Regions from separate parts of the Homo sapiens genome. Here regions 2 and 3 are each linked to region 1. Evidence: read pairs that join two places in POLR2A ChIA-PET (ENCODE). Cell type or tissue: GM12878. All regions are shown on one strand.

Region 1 (8,000 bases):
AGAGGCTGAGGCAGGAGAATCACTTGAACCCAGGAGACAGAGGTTGCAGTGAGCTGAGATTATGCCATTGCACTCCAGCCTGGGCGACAGAGTGAGACTCTGTCTCAAAATAAAATAAATCAAAACAAAACAGCCAGGCATGATGGCTCATGCCTGTAATCCCAGCATTTTGCGGAGCCGAGGCAAATGGATGGCTTGAGCTCAGGAGTTCGAGACCAGTCTGGGCAACATGGTGAAACCCCATCTCTACCAAAATACAAAAAAATTAGCCAGACATGGTGGTGAGCATCTGTGGTCTCAGTTACTCAAGAGGCTGAGATGGGAGAATTGCTTGAGCTCAGGAGGCAGAGGTTGCAGGGAGGCGAGATCACACCACTACGCTCCAGCCTGGGTGACAGAGTGGCACCCCATCTCAAAATAAAATAAATTTAAAAAATTAAGAACAAAAACCTTTTCCAAGCACAGCTGTGTTAAAAACAAAACAAAACAAACAAACAAACAAAAAGTTTGTCTTCCTTTACCTCCTTGAATATGCATCATTTACTATGGCACATTGCAATGTCCTATTCCCAAATAAATATAATTTTTGTTTAGAGAGCCTCTGTTAATTAGGGTAACAATGGTGAGACTAGAAATAGCTAGGTAGGTTTGTAGGTTTTTAAAACAGCTGAAAGTGTTCATTAGAGAATGAAGAGATGAGGTTAAACCTCACTGTGGAAAAATTTAAAATCGATGCTACAAAATTGTACTTTATTCTTTGGCAACAGAGAGCTACAAAAAGGAACAAAAAGAGGACAAAAGAATGCTGGGATTGGAATAGTAATCTTTAGGAAGACTAATTTGCTAGTAATAAGAAAAATTAGGCCAGGTGCGGTGGCTCACCCCTGTAATCCCAACACTTTGGGAGGCCGAGGAGGGAGGATCACCTGAGGTTAGGAGTTCCAGACCAGCCTGGCCAATATGGTGAAACCCCATCTCTACTAAAAATACAAAAATTAGCCAGGCGTGGTGGCAGACGTCTGTAATCTCAGCTACTTGGGAGGCTGAGGCAGGAGAATTGCTTGAACTCAGTAGGTGAAGGTTGCAGTGAGCCGAGATCGCACCATTGCACTGTAGCCTGAGCAACAAGAAAAAAAAAGAAAGAAAGAGAAGAGAGAGAGGAGAGAGAAGAGAGAGAGAAAGAAAAAGAGAGAAAGAAAGAAAGAGAGAGGAAGGAAGGAAGGAAGGAGGGAGGGAGGAAGGGAGGAAGGAAGGAGAAATTAACTAAGATGGGAGCTGAGGAATCTAGATAGTAATGTAATGGGGAAAGATGAGGTTATTAAGGTCCTGAACAAGAGGAGTGGCAAGGGATAGGAGAGGCAGAGGTAGGGTATTCAGAAAATATCTCCTGTTAGAATAAAATAATATAAAATCAATTTTTAGAATTCTACATACAAAGATAGACTATGCCAACTAAAAACCAAATCCAACAGAATTATTATGGTGGGGAGAGGACTGCTGCAGTCCTCCCTCAGTATCCATGGGGGATTGGTTCCAGTACCCCCTCCCAACTGCCCTCATACCTTGTAATCGCCCACTGCACAGACAAAATCAATTCACTGAGACTGCAGCAGTGCAGTAGAGAAAGAATATAATTGACACAAGGCTGACCCATATGGGAAAAAACTGGAGTTACCACTCAAATCAGTCAGTCTCTCAGAAGGCTCAGAGGCTGTGGTTTTTATGGACAATTTGGTGGGCAGTGGGGGCTAGGGAATGGGTGCTGCTGACTTGTTGTGGATGAAATCATAGGTGTAAGGAACACTGTCCTCATGCACTGAGTCCACCTCTGGATAGGGCCACAGGAGCAGTTGAGTCATGAGTCACAAGTACAGGTGGGGTCCGTCTGAAAAACATCTAAAAATAAAACCAATCTGAGGTTCTACAGTAGTGATGTTATCTATAGGAGCAATTGGGGAAGTCACAAATCTTGTGACCTCTGGCCACGTGACTCCTGAGCAGCAGGGGGTTGGAAACTACGCCTACATTTTAGCAGAGTTCAAGCATAGCAGAGTTCAAGCCCCTCCCATGATCCTATTCTTGTGGCCTTTCATTAGTCTTACAAAGGTAGGTTTTGGTCCCTGAGCAAGGAGGGCGTTAGTTTTAGGGGAAGGATTACTACTGTCCTTGCTTTCAAGTTAAAGTATAAACCAAATTCTTCTCGAAGTTAGCTTGGCCCATGTCCAGGAGGCGACCTTGGTGTCAGAAGCAAGATTGAGTCGACTATGTCAGATTTCTCTTACTGTCATAGTTTTGAAAAAGTTGGTTTCACACTAAAAGCTGCAGATGCTGAAGTCTGTGATATAAAATGGTGTAGTATTCACATATAACTTACACACATCCTCATGTACTTTAAACCATTGCTCGTTTACTATAATGCCGAATACAATGGAAATGCTATGAAAATAGCTGTTAGTTTTTTGTTTGTTTGCTTGTTTATTTGTTTTTGAGATGGAGTCTTGCTTTTTTGCCCAGGCTGGAGGGCAGTGGCATGGTCTTGGCTCACTGCAACCTCCACCTCCTGGGTTCAAGTGATTCTCCTGCCTCAGCCTCCTGAGTAGCTGGGATTACAGGCGTGCCACCACACCCAGCTAATTTTTTTGTATTTTTAGTTAGAGACGGGGTTTCACCATGTTGGCCAGGCTGGTCTCAAACTCCTGACCTCAGGTGATCTGCCCACCTCAGTCTCCCAAAGGGCTGGGATTACAGATGTGAGCCACTGCACCCGGGCTTGGTTTTTAAATTTGCATTATTTTTATCGCTGCATTGTTATTTTGTATTTTTTAAACATTTCTGATCCGTGTTTGGTTCAATCCCCGAATGCAGAACTCGCGGATACAAAGGGCCAACAGCATTGCAATAGAAACATGTGACCTTAAGACAGGTAAGTTTTCAAAAGTTAGGCAAAAAGGGTTTTTCTTTTAGAGAAAGAACTAGGCTAGAAAGAACCAGGTATGGGAAGGTGGGATAAAGGGTGGACTGATGGGAGAGTAGGTCAGATAATGCTTTACCCTGAAGGCCTCCTATCCTCAGCGAGTGCCTTTAAGGAGTGGCTTTCTGCTGGTCAGGGTCCTGGGGGAAGGAAAAAAAGAACCTTAACCAAAGTGTGGTTAAAAAACCTTTTTTTTTTTTTTTTTTTTTTTTGAGCCGGAGTCTTGCAATGTTGCTCATGCTGGAGTGCAGTGGCACAATCTTGGCTCACTGCAGCCTCCACCTCCCAGGTTCAAGTGATTCTCCTGTCTCAGCCTCCAGAGTAGCTGAGATTACAGGCGTGCCATCATGCCTGGCTAATTTTTGTATTTTTAGGAGAGACGGGGGGGTTCACCATGTTGGCCAGGCTGAAATAAACACTTTTTGTTTCTGTTGATACAGTGAGGACAAAACATTTCAGCTAGTTATTTGTGAGGAGAGGAATGGAGATTTGGACAGCCTGTGTCTGGCACTGTCATAGCTAAACAAGGTAGGCATCCCTGAGTCTTATCTAACTCATATGGGGGAGTAGCTATTTTTTTAGAACACAAAAAGATGAAGGGATTTCCTAACCTTCAGGTTAAGTTCAACATTATCAAATAAAATGGCATTATTTTCTACTCAGATTCCCATTAAGGAATAAAAGTGTTAGTATTCTTTGGGTGTCAATGGCAACACTATTTGAGTTTCATTTCAACACCCAGGTGTCATCATTCACTCTGACACACCCACATTCAGTGATAGGACAAGGACTCTAGTATTTTTACGTTTATGGAACAGAAGTGGTTGCCATATGCTAAAATTGTTGCTGAAAAGTATACCGCAAGTAGAAGAACTTAGGTTATGCAAACGGAAGATATGCTTCAAATCAGCAGTTTGAAAACTGTAGTTTTAATGTTACTAACTTAGGATAACAAGGGGAAGCAACCTTAGAGGTTTCTCAACTTAAGACTAGAAAAAGATGTTATTTTTTTCTTCTTCTTCTTTTTTTTGTTTTTTTTTTTTTTTTGAGACAGAGTCTCAGCTGCAGCCATGAGCTCTTGGGCCCAAGTAATCCTCCTACCTCAGCCTCCCAAGTAATTGGAACCACAGGTGTGCACCACTGATGCAGGAGTTAAAAAGGAATTATTTAGGCAGATAATGGGGGTAAGGAAGTCCTCCGTAAGGTTTTCCTTTTAATGAAAAGCAGCCCTGCCGGGCGCGGTGGCTCACACTTGTAATCCCAGCACTCTGGGAGGCCGAGGCGGGCGGATCATCTGAGGTCGGGGGTTTGAGACCAGCCTGACCAATGTGGAGAAAACCCGTCTCTACTAAAAATACAAAAACTTGGCCAGGCTTGGTGGCACATGCCTGTAATCCCAGCTACTCCGGAGGCTGAGGTAGGAGAATCGCTTGAACCCGGGAGGCTGAGGTTGAAGTGAGACGAGATTGCACCACTGCACTCCAGCCCAGGCAATAAGGGCAAAACTCCATCTCAAAAAAAAAAAAAAAAAAAAAAAAGGCAGCCCCAAAATAATTTTCTTTTCTAACAAACAGCAGCCTGTAAAATTGAGCTGCAGACATAGACAAGCAAGCTAGAAGCTTGCACAGGTGAATGCCAGCAGCTGTGCCAATAGGAAAAGGCTACCGGGGACTAGGCATGTTCAGAACAGTGGCTCCATGTTCCCTTCTCTTTGCCAGTCACGTGTGCAGCAAGGAGCGGACAACACGGCGCCGGCCAAGTGGAAAGTCCATTTGCATAATAAGATTAGGGTGCATTGGCCAGCCTTCCCCATGCTCTATGTAAACATCACACCTGGTATAACCAATCTGTGGTTATGTAAATCGGACACTGCCTCCTTCAGCCTGCCTATAAAATCCGGTGCACTCCCATTCCAGCCCAGAATTCCCATTCGGGGGCTCCTGTCTCTTGCAAGAGACAGAGCTGTTCTCCTTTCTCTTTCTTTATCTATTTATTTATTTATTTATTTTTATTTTTGAGACGGAGTCTCGCTCTGCCGCCCAGGCTGGAGGGCAGTGGTGCGATCTCGGCTCACTGCAAGCTCCGCCTCCCGGGTTCAGGCCATTCTCCTGCCTCAGCCTCCGGAGTAGCTGGGACTACAGGCGCCTGCCACCACGCCCGGCTAAAATTTTGTATTTTTAGTAGAGACGGGGTTTCACCATGTTAGCCAGGATGGTCTCGATCTCCCGACCTCGTGATCCACACCTCGGCCTCCCAAAGTGCTGGGATTACAGGCGTGAGCCACTGCTCCCGGCCTTTCTTTGCCTATTAAACCTCTGCTCCTAAACTCCTTGTGTGTGTTCATGTCCTTAATCTTCTTGACGCAAGACGAGTAACAGCGGGTATTTGCCCCAGATAAGGATGCCACTTCACCACCACACATGGCTAATTTTATTTATTTTATTGAATAACTTTTAGTAAGAAACCTCACCTGGATTTTTAAAACAAAATTTTGTTTAATATCTTTTTTTTTTTTTTTTTTTTTTTGAGACGGAGTTTCGCTCTTGTTGCCCAGGCTGGAGTGCAATGGCATGATCTCTATCATGGCTCACTGCCACCTCCACCTCCCGGGTTCAAGCAGTTCTCCTGCCTCAGCCTCCTGAGTAGCTGGGATTACAGGTGCCCGCCACCACGCCTGGCTAATTTTGTATTTTTAGTAGAGATGAGGTTTCTCCATATTGGTCAGGCTGTTCTCCAACTCCTGACATCAGGTGATCTGCCCACCTCAGCCTCCTAAAGTGCTGGGATTACAGGCATAAGCCACCATGCCTGGCCCTTTAATATCTTTTAGTAAGAACATTTTTAATTTTTTTGTATTTTTTACTTATTTTTTTGTTTGTTTTTTTGAGGGAGGGTCTTGCTCTGTTGCCCAGGCTGGAGTACAATGGCACCGTTACAGCTCACTGCTGCCTCAACCACCTGGACTCAAGTGATCCTCCTGAGTAGCTGGGACTATAGGTATGTGCCACCATGCCTGGCTAATTTTCTTTTTGTATTTTTAAATAGAAACAGGGTTTGGCCATATTGCCCAGGCTGGTCTCAAACTCCTGAGCTCAAGGGATCTTCCTGCCTTGGTCTCCCAAAGTGCTGGGATTACAGGCATGCTCCACTGTGCCCAGCCTATTTTTCTTATTTGTAGGGATGGGGTCCCGCTATGTTGCCCAGACTGATCACAAACTCCTGAGCTCAAGTGATTCTCCCACCTCAGCCTCCCAACGTGCTGGGATTACAGGCGTGAGCCACTACACCTGGCCAAAAGCTGATTATTTTAACCATCAAATCAAGAGACAGACATCATATCCACAAGCAAGAATATGTACATATCGAGAAGTGTGATATTACTTCAATAACAGGTTACTATTGTTTTTTTTCTTCTTTTTCGTATTGTTTTGATTTGGTAAACTTGATTATTTATTTTCATGTATAAATTATGAGTGCTATAAATTCATACCATTTCTACTTACTATCCACAATGACCAGAATAATCTCTTAACTTCATAATTCCAATTGTTTCTATCGTTTTACTTTACCACTAATTTCAGCCACTTTAGATTTTTCTTTTTTTTTTTTTTCTGACTTCTCTATCCTTTCCCCACCCTTTCCCCCTTTTCTATTCCACAAAACTGCCATCGTCATCATGGCCCGTTCTCAATGAGCTGTTGGGCACACCTCCCAGACGGGGTGGTGGCCGGGCAGAGGGGCTCCTCACTTCCCAGAAGGGGCCGCCGGGCAGAGGGGCCCCCCCACCTCCCGGACGGGGCGGCGGCCGGGCAGAGGCGGGCCCCCCACCTCCCTCCCGGACGGGGCGGCTGGCCGGGCGGGGACTGACCCCCACCTCCCTCCCGGACGGGGCGGCTGGCCGGGCGGGGGCTGACCCCCCACCTCCCTCCCGGACGGAGCGGCTGGCCGGGCGGGGCCTGACCCCCCACCTCCCTCCCGGACGGGGCGGCTGGCCGGGCGGGGGCTGACCCCCCACCTCCCTCCCGGATGAGGTGGCTGCCGGGCGGAGGGGCTCCTCACTTCCCAGACGGGGTGGCTGCCGGGCGGAGGGGCTCCTCACTTCCCAGACGGGGTGGCTGCCGGGCGGAGGGGCTCCTTACTTCTCAGACGGGGCGGCTGCCGGGCGGAGGGGCTCCTCACTTCTCAGACGGGGTCGCGGCCGGGCAGAGGCGCTCCTCACATCCTAGACGGGGCGGCGGGGCAGAGGCGCTCCCCGCATCTCAGACGATGGGCGGCCGGGCTGAGACGCTCCTCACTTCCTAGATGGGATGGCGGCCGGGAAGAGGCACTCCTCACTTCCCAGACTGGGCAGCCGGGCAGAGGGGCTCCTCACATCCCAGACGATGGGCGGCCAGGCAGAGACGCTCCTCACTTCCCAGACGGGGTGGCGGCCGGGCAGAGGATGCAATCTCGGCACTCTGGGAGGCCAAGTCAGGCGGCTGGGAGGTGGAGGTTGTAGCGAGCCGAGATCACGCCACTGCACTCCAGCCTGGGCAACATTGAGCACTGAGTGAACCAGACTCCGTCTGCAATCCCGGCACCTCGGGAGGCCGAGGCTGGCAGATCACTCGCGGTTAGGAGCTGGAGACCAGCCCGGCCAACACAGCGAAACCCGGTCTCCACCAAAAAAATACGAAAACCAGTCAGGCGTGGCGGCACGCGCCTGCAATCGCAGGCACTCGGCAGGCTGAGGCAGGAGAATCAGGCAGGGAGGTTGCAGTGAGCCGAGATGGCAGCAGTACAGTCCAGCTTTGGCTCAGCATCAGAGGGAGACCGTGGAAAGAGAGGGAGAGGGAGACCGTGGGGAGAGGGAGAGGGAGAGGGAGAGGGAGAGCTAGATTTTTAAAAGTGGGTGCTTTATAATACATTTGCTTCAAAAAATATATTTAACTGAAAAAGTTAAATGAAATACATTTATACATTGAATTACCAAGAATACCAGTAATACATTTTCATAAATGTAATACATAGTAATACATTTTCATAAATG
Region 2 (8,000 bases), 270 kb before region 1:
GAGTTTTCCCATAAAGGTGAAAGTTGAAATCAAAGGAACAGATAAGCTCAATGACTGAGTAAGGGGAAAACGAAGAACAGAAGGTTAAAAATGGAACCATGGGGCAGCTAGAGACAAGCTAAAGAAAACTCAACAATGAGGCAGAAAACTCAGGATAGGAAGGGACAGAGAACCAAGATGATGAAGTGCCCGCAAAAACAAGAAGTAAAGCTCTGAGACATTTCCCAGTGCTAACAGTGTACTAAAGATATACAAGAGTAAAACCTTCCGTAATTTTAAAGAAATGCCTCTAAATGCTAATGAAACAACCAAAACAGCTCTCTAGGAAGTCTGAGAAATGTCTGATGCAATCAGACTCAAGAGGCTGAGACAGGGCTAATTGTAATTTGGTTTTGGTGTGGATTTTATTAAATGAAGAAGAGTAACAGGAAAAGGGGATGACATGGAGAGAGAAAATCAAGTCTCTTAAAGTTTTTAGAAACTTGGGAGTTTTAACCCACATGCATTTGACTTTAACATTAAATTCTAATTAGTGATGTCAGAAAAATTGCAATAGAAAAGCCAAGGTGAAAAGAAAATAGTGAAAGGTAAAGAGAAGGAACCTGGATTTAATTCCGGATTCAGTAAAGAATCATGACAGTATTAAAGTTGGAGTGAGCACATGGTTTGTATTATTAAAACCTGAGGGAGAGACATTCATATGATTTGTATTGTTAAAAAGATCACTCTGGTCACAATGAGTTGAATGAATGGAAAAGAGGCAAGATAAGAAACAGGGACACCAGTTAGGAGACTACAGCTACATAGGAGGCAACTGTTACAGAATCGTGGGAAGGATTGGAGACAAAGTGGACAAATTAGAGATAATTTACTGGAAGAAGAATTGGTAGAATCAATTGTGCTTGCTGATAGAAACTACTCTGGGGGGAGAATACAGAGGTGAAAAGTGACTAACAGACAGAGAGGGATCAAAGGTGACTCTTGGCACTTGCCCCACTTCTCCACGTTCAGTGGGTGGGAGCCGGGTTGTCTGGTTTGAGCACCTGGGTGAACAGAGGAGTCAGCAAGTAAAAGAGGGAAGAAATAGTTTGGTGGGGGAAATCAAGTGTTACACTGACAATGTGTTACATTAGAGATGTTTATAAGACATATACATGGAAATGTATTGTATATACAAGACCAAAGTCTGAAAAGAGTGAGGTGGAGATAGAAATGTGGGCACCTCAGCTGGGCGCAGTGGTGTGCTCCTATAATCCCAGCTACTCGGGAGGCTGAGATGGGAGGATGGCTTGAGCCCAGGGAGGTCGAGGCTGCAGTGAACCACAACTGCACCACTGTACTCCAGCCTGGGCAATAGAGTGATACCCCATCTCAAAAAAAAAAAAAAAAAAAAAAAAAAACAAGAAGAAGAAAAGCAAAAGAAATGTCATATTTGGGGGAAAAAAAGGAAGAAAAGAAATGTGGACACCAACAACATATAAATGGTAATATATAAGTGGTCTTAAAGCCAATAGGCCGGATGAACTCACCTACGGCAAGAGTGCAGAAAGTGAAGCAGAAGGAGCTCTGAAGAAACCCAACACTTACAAGTTGAGTAGAGGAGGAAGAGCCAGCTAAGAGAATGAGAAGAAACAGCCAGAGGCAAAAGGAAAACCTGAGCAGGGTCACAGAAGCCAAAGAAGAGTATGTTTCTACAAGGAAAATGTGGACAAGTGTCCAACGTTGCTGAGAGACATGTGACATGCAGGTGGCCCTGACAAGAGTAATTTCAGTGAAGCGATGATCAAGGCAGATCAACCCACACCTCACCCTCCCTGCCCTATCAACATGGCTTATCACTTCTTTGCTTCTTTTTCTTGGGTCTTTCAGCATCTATTCCTGCCTTCGTCAACTCTTTATCAAATTCAAACTTCCCTAGAGAAAGGTTCTGCTGGAACAGCATTTCACTCTCTTCTCTGTTGGGTAGAAGCTCTGGGCCACATTATATCTTGCCTATAGATGGGATGATCTTGGGTCACGGAGTCACCCAATCCGTCACGTGAAACCAGAACACACGTACCACATGACATCCATTAGAAGGGGGTGTCTGGATATAAAGGGGCAGTCTAAGTCCTGGCCTGTTTCCAACACACTTTACAAATACTTAAATCAAAGACCAATGAACACTTTTAGTGATGAAAGTCTAAGGAAGCTTATAAATTCTAGGCAGTTTACTTTTTCTTAACTTGGGATGGATATCCAGATGTTCAATATATCACTGTTTTTTTATATATTACAATTAGTTTACAAAAATTATTTATAATCTTTCATTTAGATAATACATTGAAGACTAACAATTTTTGGAGGAAAAACTACAAAGGCAAAGAAGAACTGTTTATAGGTATGAAGTCACAACATTTAACACACTTAATGATTTACAGAAAAACACTGCCTAGAAGTGGCTTTTAAAACTTTTATGATAAAATATTAAAAAACATAAGATAGTTTTTTTAAATAGCATGCATTCATGCCCTATTAAAAAGAAGGAAAAAGTTTCCATCCAAAAATATTCAGGCCCTATAATTTTAACCCACAGGAAAGCCAAGCTAAAATGAAAAAACATTCAAAGGGAAGTTTACAGTGGAAACTCTGACAAATGCTTAACTACAGTGTCATGAACAGCACTGCTATTGTATGCATGTCTATATATTCAAACATGAATACATACATTCTTCATTTCAATTCATGGCCATAAAAATAGAGGATTATGATACTTAAATCTTCTATCTGTCATTGATAAACCTAAACAACAACAAAAAAAGTAAAAGCATTAACACAAGCTGGAGTCAGAATATTCCACAAACAATGCCCTCACATTTGAAAGTAGGAAGAATGCTAACTTAAACCTGTATAATGCTCGAGTTTTTCAAGCTTTCTCAAAATGTATTATTTCTTCTTCTTTTTCCCCCCCTTTTGCTTTTTGTTGTTGTTGTTGTTCTCATGGAAGGCACAACACTGGATCAAAATGAGTTATTTCATTTAATGATCCTACCAACCCAGTGAGCTAAGCTGGCTAGGTTTGATACTCACTTTGCAATTGAAAAACCCAAATTCACCAAAGATAAATGCTTTGCTCAAAAGTATATTTCAGTAACAGAGATTATATTCAAGTACATATCTTATAGGCTACAAAAAGACCACTCCTCCTTCCGCTAAAGTTTATATTATTAATAACATATCCTTTAATAAGGAGGCTTCAAATCCCTGCTCAATCAGTTCAAATATCACATACCATACTCTGACTTCTAAATCAGACTCTACTGTCCACCCAACTAATAGTTTTATTAATCAATCAATGATTAGTAGTTTTTAGGCATTCAATGCCCTACTATATGGATGTATTACCAGCACAGAGAACCCTATACTGCTGGTGATCACTGTTCTTCTATCCTTAGATTTTTAAGGCCTTTAGATCCATTAACAATTAGTAATCATAAAATCATCTATAAATTACTTATTCATGACATTCACAGATAGGATCACATATTTAACACAAACTTAACTGAATAAGAAGCTACTTTATTATACCTGACTAGTGTCCACTAACAGCTGAAAACTAAGAACAAGAGGAAGCACTTAGACTGTAGAGTAGTAGAGTCTGTTTTATGACTTTACTACAAACGTACACACACACAAAATATGAATCCAATACATCTCCATTTCTAAATGGTGATTTACAAGGACCAAATCTCCACACCTCCCATTTAATTAGTGGGCTGTTCTCAGGAGTAGGCTTATAAAGGCCACAATACCTACTAAATATTTGGATTACAGCCATAGAGTATCAGCATCTGCATCATTTCGTAAAAAAAGAAAACCATTCTCATTAAAAAATTAAGACAGCATATAATACTACTACTACACCTACTATACATCTGCCTCAGCCAAACTCAATAGACCATCTAAAAGCAAATGTGCAATGTAGTAATATTAAATAATATAAATAACCACCATTTATTGAGTACTCAATACATTCCAGGAACTGCCAACCTGCTTTAATGATAACAACAACAAAAATTGCAGCTAACATTTATTGATCCTTGATAGTCAGCCAGGCAATGTTCTATGTGGTTTACAGAAATTATTTCACAACATCACACATTACAAATGGAGAATCCAAGATACATAGAGACTAAGTATTTCACCCAAGGTCATAATGGCAATTAAAAGAGGGGAGGGGAGAAGAGAAAAAAAGCAGTAATGGAGAAAGGAGATGGGAAGGAGAGGAGAAGAGGGAATAAGAAAAAAAAGGGAAAAACAAATTAGATATATTGCCTATAAAACTTAATTGCCAAATAAATGCAAATACTCATTTTAAGGAAGGTCCTTAAACCTTTTCAAAGAAAAGTATAAGGCAGCCATAAGGTTAAGGTTCTCTTATCTATACAATACAGGATCTTACTGAAAAAGCTCTTAATAAAAATGTACACTGAAGTGCTATCACTTCAGCAGCATATATACTAAAACTGGAATGATACAGAGAAGATTAGCATGACCTCTTTTAAGAGAAAAAAATTTAAATATATATATATAAAATTTTTAAATGTATACTGAAACTACAAATCCAAAAATCCACGAGAGAAACAATGAAGTCCAACTGATATTGCTCTTACACAAAACATGGACAAACAATTCAGCTTGGAGATCCTTCAAATATTCACTTGAGGCTGCTTTTCTACTTCAAATGGGGAAATAAAAATGACATAGCTTCAGTTAATACTTGGTCACCTGCTTAAACTACATATAAGAAACCAAGGAAGGGCAAATTGAATAAAGGTTTTTATGATGTGGATATCTATCCTGTAGAACTGAAAACAGACTATTTTCAAATGACTTGGGACACATCGAATGACAACTTGTGGTCCTCTGCAACCTAACATCTGGCCTCTTTTTGAGAACGGTGAAACTGAAACCCAGAGGTCTCAGTGAAACTTTTGGTTTCACAATTACTCAGGATCTCAAAGAGCTTTTTAAAAATATGGATTATATCTACCAATATTTACCACATTAAAATTAAAAATGGGAAAATTTTTAATATTTATTAATTCATTTCAATACAATTGTAAATATTTTTTAAACTACTTTAAACCACATTTTCCTCAAAAAAATGAGTGAGAAAAGTGGCACCATTTTACACTTTTATACATCTCTTTAACATCTGGCTTAATAGAAAGCAACTGGATTCTCAAAACCCACTTTTGCTTCAATTTCCTGCAACAGTACAGGTAATGCAGATTCTGGAAAACACGGTCATGGGAGAGGGAAAAACATATAATGTCTTAAGTATTACTATAAAATTAGTTTTGACCTCACAGACCCCTGAAAAGGTCTCAGGAACCTTTGGGGATCCCCAAAGCATGCTCTGAGAACCACTAATCTAGGATATGAAGTACACACTGAGAAACCATGAGAACCTGGCTCCAATGCTGACTTACCCTGAGAGGAGATTAAGTCACTTAACTTCTCTAGATGCCAATCTCCTTCTCAATAAAGAAATCATTGGCCGGGTACGGTGGCTCATGCCTGTAATCCCAGCACTTTGGGAGCCTGAGGCAGGCAGATCACTTGAGGCCAGGAGTTCGAGACCAGCCTGGCCAATATGGTGAAACCCCCATCTTGTACTAAAAATCCAAAAAAAAATTAGCCAGGTATGGTGGTGGACGCCTGTAGTCCCAGCTACTCAGGAGTCTGAGGCATGAGAAATGCTTGAACCCAGGAGAAGGAGGTTGCAGTGAGCTGAGATCATGCCACTGCACTCCAACATGGGTGACAGAGTGAGACTGTTTCAAAAAAAGAAAGAAAGAAAAAAATCATTAAGAACAATACCTATCTCCAGTCTGTTATTCCCAGATTTCATAATAAAGATGAAAACACACAGAGATACACTCTGAGCTCTCTGGAAGATTAACTTCTATATAAAGTCAACTTCCAGGGCCTCTCTCCCATGGTGCTGTGGGTGGGGGAGGAGGGGTGCTTTTCTCCTCAGCGAAGACTGGAGGCAGACATCACCCCTCAAGGATCATCCTCAGAACTGCCACGTGCTGGACAGCCTTGTTTTTCTACCTCACACATTTACAGTAAAAAAAATAAATAAAGCCAACTTCTCAGGTACTATTCAGGTGAAAGCTTCACCTGCCTGTCCCTAAATATTCTAGCTCCGTTCACTTGGCACCTTGCTAAATGAACTGACTGGTTTGTTTGTCTACACTTAGAACAGACACTGAACAAAACATAACTTAAGTCTTTAGTACAATAAAGGTAAGAAGTGGCTGCCTGTTTAACTCAGTCTATGTAGCACCTAACACCATACTGACAACAAACTAAAATTCTTTTCAACAAATCTTAACTGAAAAGGATGATCTCTGAGAATGGGAGAACCTAAAAAAAAATTCTCACTGAATCCCAGTTAGTGAAATGAAACTGATGGAGAGGGAAGAACTAATATATGCAATAAAAGATTAGGTTAAACCATATGCAAGTGCCAGTTTTATACATCAAGATGGTCAAATATTGGAAATTTCATCTGGTTCAACCTAAAAGAATGCCTTATTTTGTTAACACTCAGACTAACAGTGTTAAGGCACCAAAGGTCGCTACTCAAATTTGAATGCATACATAGTAAAACTTTCCACAAAGAATTTTTGCTTTGTTTTTCCTTTTTGTAATATAAATATTAAAATATACTCAAAAGTAGAAAGGACAGTATAATAAACCTTCACATACTCATCACCCAGGATCAAAAATTACCAACCTTTTACCAATCTTACTCCACAGATAATTTTAAGGAAATTCATTTCCACAGCCTCAATTTTCTTTTTCTTAAGAGTTGGGGTCTCGGCCAGGTGTGGTGGCTCATGCCTGTAATCCCAGCACTTTGGGAGGCCAAGGAGGGTAGATCATGGGAGGCCAGGAGTTCAGGACCAGCCTGGCCAACATGGTGAAACTCTGTCTCTACTAAAAATACAAAAATTAGCCAGGTGTGTTGGTGTGCCTGTAATCCCAGCTACTCGGGAGGCTGAGGTGGGAGAATTGCTTGAATCTGGGAGGCAGAGGCTGCAGTGAACCGAGATCACACCACTGCACTCCAGTCTAGGCAACAGAGCGAGACCCTGTCTCAAAAAAAACAGTTGGGGTCTTACTCTGTTACCCAGGCTGAAGTGCAGTAGAGTGATCATAGTTCAATGCAGCCTCCAACTCCTGGGCTCAAGGAAACCTCCCACCTCAACCTCCCAAGAAGCTGGGACTACAGGCACAAGCCACCATGCCCTGCTATTTTTTCAATTTTTGGTAGACATAGGGACTCACTTTCTTGCACAGGCTGGTCTCGAACTCCTAGTCTCAAGCGATCCTCCTTTCTCAGCCTCTCAAAGTGCCGGGATTACAGGCATGAGCCACTGTGCCTGGCCAGACTCCATTTTTTTATGTATTTCATCCTAAAACCACCAGCCTGAAATCTTGTCTGCAATGACACTGCAAATTCTTCTTTTTCAGCTTCCCTTTCAAAATCTTCCTTCTCTCACATTAAAAGGAGAAACACACCTGCTCACTGATCCCAAACCTTAGCACAGCTCACTTCCCTCCCTGTCACCAAACAAAGGGTCGGTTTGAGTGTTAAGAAAATAGCAACTGGAAAACAAATTCTTTTGCAAATCTAGTAGTTTATCTGCTTTCAACAATACTGAAGGAGGATCTAACCAATTGTCATCAAAAATAATTTTTGGTGGTAGATTGATTTTTGACACATAACTCAGAAACAGTTCAAGGGACTGAGTGATGCTGCAATAACAGAACACTTCCCATTCCTATCTCTTATTTATATAATTAGGATTTGTCAGTGCTCTATCACAATAAAAAAGAAAAGTATGAAATAGAATTGGCCGGGTGTGGTGGCTCACACCTGTAATCCCAACACTTTGGGAGGCCGAGGCGGGTGAATCACCTGAGGTCAGGAGTTCGAGACC
Region 3 (8,000 bases), 220 kb after region 1:
TGCATTCTGCTTAGAGAAAACGCAAGCTTATCCAAGCTTGATATATTTGCTATCAGTTCTTGGTTTGCCACAGTAGATTATCTATATTTTGATTGACCTGTGGCGGCTTCTCTACTATCATGTATCAATATCAGTAGATGCTTGAAAGAAGTAGGAACAAACCCACAGAGAGTAAGGATGAATTTGTGCATGTGTGTCTGAATATATCTGTATAATTTCAGTCCTTTTCAATTTATTGAGACATGGTTTATGGCCCAGCATATGGTACATAACTTTGTGCACTTGAAAAGAACACATATTCTGCAGTCATTGGGTATAATATTCTATAAATGTTAACTTTTAAAAAAATTCAATTTTTAATTTTTATGGGTACATAGTAGGTGTATATATTTATGGGGTACCTGAGATATTTTGGTACAGGCATGCAATGTGAAATAAACACATCTTGGAGAATGGGATATCCATTTCCTCCAGCATTTATCCTTTGATGTACAAACAATCCAGTTACACTCTTCAAGTTATTTTAAAATGTACAATTAAGTTATTATTGACTGTAGTCACCGTGTTGTGCTATCAAATAGTAGGTCTTATTTGTTCTTTCTATTTTTTTGTACCCATTAACCATCTCCATTTCCCCTTACTGCCCTTCCCAGCCTCTGGTAATCATCCTTCTACTGTCTGTCTCCATGAGTTAAACTGTTTTGATTTTTAGATTCCACAAATAAGTAAGAACATGTGATATTTGTCTTTCTGTGCCTAGCTTATTTCACTTGACATAGTGACTTCCACTTCCATCCACATTGTTGCAAATGACAGAATCTCATTCTTTTTTTTTTTTTTTTTTGAGATGGAGTCTTGCTCCGTTGCCCAGGCTAGAGTGCAATGGTGTGATCTCAGCTCATTGCAAACTCTGACTCCTGAGTTCAAGAGATTCTTCTGCCTCAGCTCCTGAATAGCTGGGATTACAGGTGCATGCCACCATGCCTGGCTAATTTTTTTTTTTTTTTTTTTTTTTTGAGATGGGGTCTTGTTCTGTCGCCATGCTGGAGTGCAGGGGTGCAATCTCGGCTCACTGCAACCCCTCCACCTCCTGGATTCAAGTGATTCTTTGCCTCAGCCTCCCGAGTAGCTGGGACTACAGGTGCATCCCACCACGCCCAGCTAATTTTTTGTATTTTTAATAGAGACGGAGTTTCACTGTTTTAGCCATGATGATCTCAATCTCCTGACCTCGTGATCCACCCGCCTCGGCCTCCCAAAGTGCTAGGATTACAGGCATGAGCCACTGTGCCCGGCCCTTATTTTTTTTATGGCTGAATAGTACTCCATTGTGTATATGTACCACGTTTTCTTTATCCATTCATCTGTTGATGGGCGATTACGTTGCTTCCAAATTACAAATATTAATTAATATAAGGTGGTTGATAATTTTCACATATAATGTTCACATTATCTGTGTCTTGACTGATGTTTTGTCCAATTCTATTATATTTTGCTGAGAGAGGAGTATTAAAATCTGTGGGAATCTGTCTTCAATGCTGTCAAATTTTGCTTCGTGTATTTTAAAACATTGTCATTGTGTGTACATGCTTATGATTACTTTGTCTTCCTGAGGACTTCTACCATTATGAAATATTCCTGCTTATCTTTAATAATACTGTTTTTCTTGACATCTAGTAATATTATACTTAATCTTATACCAGTATAGTCATTCCAGTCTTCTATGCTGACTGTATAGTACATCTTTTTCCTTCATGTACTTTTCATCTATTTGGAGTCTTTATATTCAAAGTGTATCTCTATAAATGACACCGTTGTATCTTGCTTTCTTACCTACTCTGCCAATCCCTGTCTTTTTTTTTTGAGATCGAATCTCACTCTGTTGTCCAGACTAGAGTGCACCAGCACAATCATGGCTTACTGCAGCCTCAGCCTCCTAGGCTCAAGCCATCCGCCTGTCTCAGCCTCCCAAGTAGCTGAGACAACTGGTGTGTGCCATCACACCTTTCAAAGTTTTAAATTTTTTGTAGAGATGGAGTTTTGCCATGTTGCCCATACTGGTCATGAACTCCTGGCTTCAAGCAATGCCCCTGAATTAGAATTTTGGGCCTCCCAAAGTGTTGGGATTACAGGCATGAACCACTGTGCCTAGCCTATCCCCTCTCTTTTAATTGTAGTGCTTAGTCCACTTAGTATAATTGTTGAAATAGTTCAATTTAGGTATATCATTTAACTCTTTGTTTTGTTTATTCTCTCTGCTTTTTCTATCTCTGTTTCTTCCTTTCTGTCTTTTTTCTTTTCTTTTTTCTTTTTTTTTTTTTTTTTTTTGAGATATAGTCTCTCTCTGTCTCCTGGGCTGGAGTGCAATGGTATGATCATGGCTCATTACAACCTCTGCCTCCGGGTTCGAGCGATTCTCCTGCCTCAGCCTACCGAGTAGCTGGGATTATAGGCATCCGCCACCATGCCTGGCTAATTTTTGTATTTTTATTAGAGACAGAGTTTCACCATGTTGGCCAGGCTGGTCTCGAACTCCTGACCTCAAGTGATCTGCCTGCCTTGACCTCCCAAAGTGCTGGTATTACAGACATGAGCCACTGTGCCTGGCCCCCGTTTCTCCCTTTTTTGCCTGGTTTTGGATCATACGTTTTTTAAGAATTCCATTTTAATTTGTTTATTGACTTGGCTCTACTTCTTCCTATCATGTTTTTAGTGGTTGCTCTAGGGATTATAATATACATTATAAAATTTTTACAGTCTACTTAGAGGTTTTTTGGTTTTTTTTTTTTTGAGACAGGGTCTTTGTCGTCCAGGCTGGAGTGCAGTGGCTTGATCACGGCTAACTGCAACCTCTGCTTCCCGAGCTCAGTCAATCCTCCCACCTCAGCTTTCTGAGTAGCTGGGACAACAGGCATGCATCACCATGCACACTTAATTTCTTTTGTATTTTTTTGCAGAGAAGGGGTTTCACTATGTTGCCCAGGCTGGTCTTGAACTCCTGGGCTCAAGGTATCCACTCGCCTTGGCCTACTGAAGTGCTGGGATTACAGATGTGAGCCACCACACCCACCCTTAGAGTTGTACAATATCTAAGTTATTGTACAACTTTTTGTAACATGTAGAAATCCTGCAAGCAAATTGATCCATCTCCCATTATTTATGCTATAGTGGTTTTATATATAAATATACATGACACATGTAATGTATGTCTTAAAATCCTCAGGACCATGTTATCATTTTTTTTTTTTTTGCTCTAAACAACCATATATTTTAAGGAAATTAAATGAAAAAATTAATCTTTTATATTTATCTAGGTATTTCCCATGTTCTTAATTTCTTTCTAGAGATCTGAGTTTCTATTGAGCTCAGTTCCCTTCAGCCTGAAAACTTCCTTTCACTTACTTTACAATACAGGGCTGTGAGTGACAAATTCACCTAGTTTTCTTTGATCTCTACATATGTCTTTATTTTGCCTTCATTAAAAAAATGACTTTATTGAGGAATAATTTATGTAACATCTCATTTTTAAATGGATAATGAAATGATTTTTAATACATTTATAGAGTTATGACAGGAACTGTGTGGTCCACAAGTCAAAGATACTTAATCTGGCTCTTCACAGGAAAAGTTTGCTGACCCTTTGCTTGGCTGTCAGGAGTGGCAGCCTGTTTTCAGAATACATTTTCCACACCATTTACTAAGTGTATTAAATAGCAGTCCAGTGGCTTAAAAGAGCCACTCTTTTAGACAACCTAATTTTGAAGAACTTGGAGCTCCTAGAATCTTCCCATCAGTGTGGTGCTTATTGCATTGTCAGTTTCTATTCTGATCACCGCTTTGAAACGGACTCTTGTGAAGGATAAGACCTGTCCGTGACAGGTCCTCACAAAGTGGAAGGCAATGAAGAAGATATTGTCTATATAGCTCAGGCTGTTCCAGGCCACAGAGACCTGGCCTGATTTTGTGAAATATGGAAAAATTGCCCAAATAATGAGAAAAACCATAAAAAGAACTATTTTACAAGATTAAGTACTGTAAATTTGGTAATAGCTTGAAAATCCATTCCTCAGTCAGGTAAACTGCAGCTCAGTTTCTTGGTGTGGCAAAATGAGACATTGCTAATTTTAAAGTCATTGAGGACATAAAAGTTGAAACCATGTATGCAGTTTCTGGTTCAATAGTTTGAGAACAGAGATTTCTCAGAGTATCATAGTAAATGGTTTCATACTGAGCCTACTGTAGAAAATAGCAACATTATGTTATTTTGACCTGTTAAGATCTTACATAAATTTTCAGCCAAATCAAAAAGTAATTACTGCAGAAGGGAAGTGTTAAGTGAGAAAGAAGAGGAACGAAAGGTAAACATTGCCTTCTGTTCTTCGTCTTCTGCCTGCTGTATAAATATTGAGTGTAGCCCTCAGTCGGAAAAAACAGGTTTGGTTTAATTCAAAATATATGCAGCTGTCTTTTGGTTGTGCAAAGAATAATAGTTGAACTAGAGGTATTGCTCTTAGCCTCTCTTTAACTCAATTATTTATCAAATTTCTGTTTTATCTTTTGGCAAATGTACAAGTAATTAGACACACTAAAAGTACATGCTAACTTGTTTATTTGAAAAGTCACAAAAATGGCTGGGCGCAGTGGCTCGTGACTGTAATCCCAGCACTTTGGGAGGCTGAGGCAGGCAGATCAGTTGACGTCAGGAGTTCAAGACTAGCCCTGGCCAACATGGCACATCCCTGTCTCTACTAAAAATACAAAAATTAGCCAAGCATGGTGGCACACACCTGTAATCCCAGCTACTCAGGAGGCTGTCAGGAGAATCGCTTGCACCTGGTAGGCGGAGGTTTCAGTGAGCCGAGATATGTATCTAGCCTGGGAGACAGAGTGAGACTCCGTCTCAAAACAAAAAGAAAAAAAATTTACGATAAAGAAATAACTTTTTTCATTTTTCTTTTATCTGGAGACATAATGGCAAATAGTTAATGATTTACGATTGTAGAATTGGCCAGGTGCAGTGGCTCACGCCTGTAATCCCAGCACTTTGGGAGGCCGAGGCGGGCGGATCACCTGAGGTCAGGAGTTCGAGACCAGCCTGGTCAACATGGTGAAACCTCGTCTCTACTAAAAACACAAAAATTAGCCAGGTGTGGTGGTGTGTGCCTGTAATCCCAGCAACTGGAGAGGCTGAGGCAGGAGAATTGCTTGAACCTGGGAGGTGGAGGTTGCAGTGAGCCAAGATTGCAGCACTACACTCCAGCCTGGGTAACACACCGAGAGTCCATCTCAAAAAAAAAAAAAAAAAAAAAAGGTTGTAGAATTATCTTTGCCATATGCCTTTTGAGAAAATTAAACTTGCAAGATAAAAACAAGCAAAACAAAATGGAAAAACTGTAACATCTAATGCTTTCATTTTATGCACAGTTCCATTTGACTGCCTTAAAGGAACCCAGCTTTGTCCTCATTTTGTATACCTGGGTACTTGGTTAAATATCTTTTAGATATTTGCTTTTGCATATGATGGGTACCCCATAAATGTTTTTGAATGAATTAATGTTGAAGTAATCTCTCTAATATACAAATTTTTGCCTGTTTAAAAAACAATAGAACTCAACTGGGCTCATGCCTGCAATCCCAGCAGTTTGGGAGGCCAAGGCAGGAGGATTGCTTGAGGCCAGGAGTTCAAGACCAGCCTGGGCAACATAGTGAGACCTTGTCTCTACAATAAAATAATAATTTTAAAAACCTCAAACAATAAAAACAGTGCATTTAGTAGAATTAGACTGGGTAACAGAAAGATAAAATACAGACTTAAGACCAGGACTTTTCATTAGAGAAAGTTGAGTGAAACAAATTTTAATTTGTGATTGATCTTCATATGAGTATCAAATAAATGAAAAGAGGCTTATTTGGCTCACGTTTCTGCTTCTGTACAAGAAGCGTGGCACCAGCATCTGCTTCTGGTGAGGGCCTTAGGCTACTTCCATTCATAGTGGAAGGCAAAGGGGAGCTTTTGTATAGAAATCACATGGCAAGAGAGGAAGCGAGAGCGAGAGAGACAGAGAGAGAAAGGAGGTGCCAGACTCTTTTCAGCAACCAGCACTCATGGGAACTCAGCTCCTGTTAGGCCCAGCCCCGATACTGGGTATCAAACTTAAACATGAGATTCAGAGGAGATAAACATTCAAACTGTACAGCAGTAAGTTTGTGTAAAAAGTCACATTCTTTTTTTTGAGATGGAGTCTCGCTCTGTTGCCCAGGCTGGAGTGCACTGGTGTGATCTTGGCTCACTGCAGCCTCCACCTCCTGGGTTCCAGCGATTCTCCTATTTCAGCCTCCTAGGTAGCTGGGACTACAGACATGATCCACCATGCCAGCATACATATATATACATATACATATATATATGTATATACGTGTGTGTGTATATATATATGTGTGTATATATATGTGTATATATGTGTATATATGTATATACATATGTATATAGACGTGTGTGTGTGTGTACATGTGTGTGTGTGTGTGTGTGTGTGTGTGTGTGTGTGTGTGTATATATATATATATATATATATATGTATCTTGAGACAGGGTCTCACTCTGTCGCCCAGGCTGGAGTACAGTGGTGCGATCTTGGCTCACTGCAACCTCCGCCTGCCTGGCTCTGTGACGTCACTTAACACACTTTCCTGTAACCATGTTCTTGGCTGCTTCTCTGGATAGGTGGTTCAGGCAAGAGCTGTGGCTTTTATTTATCTGGTTTACACTCTGACATAGGGGGTTGTATTAAATTGCTCTTCCATTCATACACGACACATGGAGCTGGGCAGGGCCCTGCTCTTGTTTTTATTCATTTGCTTAATTGTGTGTTGATTTCCTTTTATACTCACCTTCTTTCCATTCTCCTTTCTCCTTGAGCCACAATTTTGATATCTTTAATGTGTTTCTTTTCGTTTTATGTTTTTGCATAATATAGATTGAATTTATGTGTATTATTTTGTTTTGTTTTTGAGACAGGGTCTTACTCTGTCATCCAGGCTGGAGTGCAGTGGCATGATCATGGCTCACTGTAGCCTTGACCTCCTGGGCTCAAGTGATCCTCCCACCTCAGTCTCTTGAGTAGCTGAGACTATAGGTGTGCACCACCACTCCTGGCTAATTTTTGTATTTTTAGTAGAGATGGGGTTTTTCCCATGTTGCCCAAGCTGGTCTTGAACTCCTGTGCTCAACTGATCCGCCTGCCTTGGCTTCTTGAGGTGCTGGGTTTATAGTTGTGAGCTACTGCACCCAACCTGTACATGTATTTTTAAGTTGTGTACCCTTCAGATTATATGTTGTTTCTTTTTATTTTTGAACACAGTGTATTTTAAGGTGCTTCCATGTTGGCATTTGAGCATCTAATTTTCGCCTAACTGCTGCATAGCATTAAATGATGGGTAACCATCACATGGTCCTTCTCCACACCAGAAGCTTTCTGTATCTTTATCTCCAGCTCTTAGCACAATAGGTTGTTCATAAATGTTTGGCCAATGAGTAAATGAATGAACGTGTGAGTGAGTTTTGTCAGCGCTTGCCGGGGGGACATCCAGGTAGCAGGGGCAGTGAGAATGAAGACACAAGAGTACAGCGAGTATTTGGAGAAGCAAGCAGTCAGAGTGTGTTTCTCACATGCTTGTGCATGCAGGGAGTGGTGGGAGGCTGAAGAAGGAGGAGATGTACTTGGATTTGGGGATGGGTGGTGCTTTCGTGAAGGACAGATATTCGGGAGATATGGTAGAGATATGTCATGTGGATATACAGTTAGGGCTAGAGAGGGAAGAAGTTATAAATCTGTATGAAAGATGTAGTGTCAGAGCACACAAGGACATACGGCATTTCAAATGATGGTCATTCAGTAGGTTAGTCTATCCTTGCTTAGAGGTGTGCTTTTAATCTTTTGAATTTCCTCCATATCTTATTGTGGATTTATCAAAACGTTTGTTTTTTCTTATGCCTTCTTTTCC

Evidence for each region. ChIA-PET counts read pairs that join two places held together with the same protein. Peaks named below come from ENCODE experiments on the same cell type or tissue, not always from the same donor. Only the 100,000 strongest peaks of a DNase experiment are listed, where the experiment ranks them.
Region 2: POLR2A ChIA-PET joins it to region 1 with 6 read pairs; 4 of 35 experiments call an interaction of 5 or more read pairs at or near these places.
Region 3: POLR2A ChIA-PET joins it to region 1 with 10 read pairs; 1 of 35 experiments calls an interaction of 5 or more read pairs at or near these places.

The regions. Positions count from the first base shown.
Region 1 is chr14:63,744,260-63,752,259 of GRCh38, forward strand. No RefSeq gene overlaps it. Among named protein-coding and RNA genes, the nearest start is that of SGPP1, 20 kb to the left of the region's middle. RefSeq lists an enhancer at 1,823-2,252. In GM12878, CTCF peaks have their summits at 1,662 and 4,853; DNase peaks (open chromatin) are centred at 2,042 and 4,752; H3K4me3 peaks cover 945 bases; H3K27ac peaks cover 3,214 bases.
Region 2 is chr14:63,473,301-63,481,300 of GRCh38, forward strand. All of the region lies in intron 2 of PPP2R5E (protein phosphatase 2 regulatory subunit B'epsilon), which reads right to left. LOC124903414 (U6 spliceosomal RNA) reads left to right here and starts at 4,474; the gene lies at 4,474-4,580. It also overlaps the pseudogene LOC124900352. RefSeq lists an enhancer at 5,682-5,821. In GM12878, no CTCF peak of the experiment used is centred here; DNase peaks (open chromatin) are centred at 4,901 and 5,371; H3K4me3 peaks cover 1,176 bases; H3K27ac peaks cover 2,808 bases.
Region 3 is chr14:63,968,344-63,976,343 of GRCh38, forward strand. All of the region lies in intron 11 of SYNE2 (spectrin repeat containing nuclear envelope protein 2), which reads left to right. Among named protein-coding and RNA genes, the nearest start is that of SYNE2, 120 kb to the left of the region's middle. In GM12878, no CTCF peak of the experiment used is centred here; a DNase peak (open chromatin) is centred at 4,230; H3K4me3 peaks cover 344 bases; H3K27ac peaks cover 1,314 bases.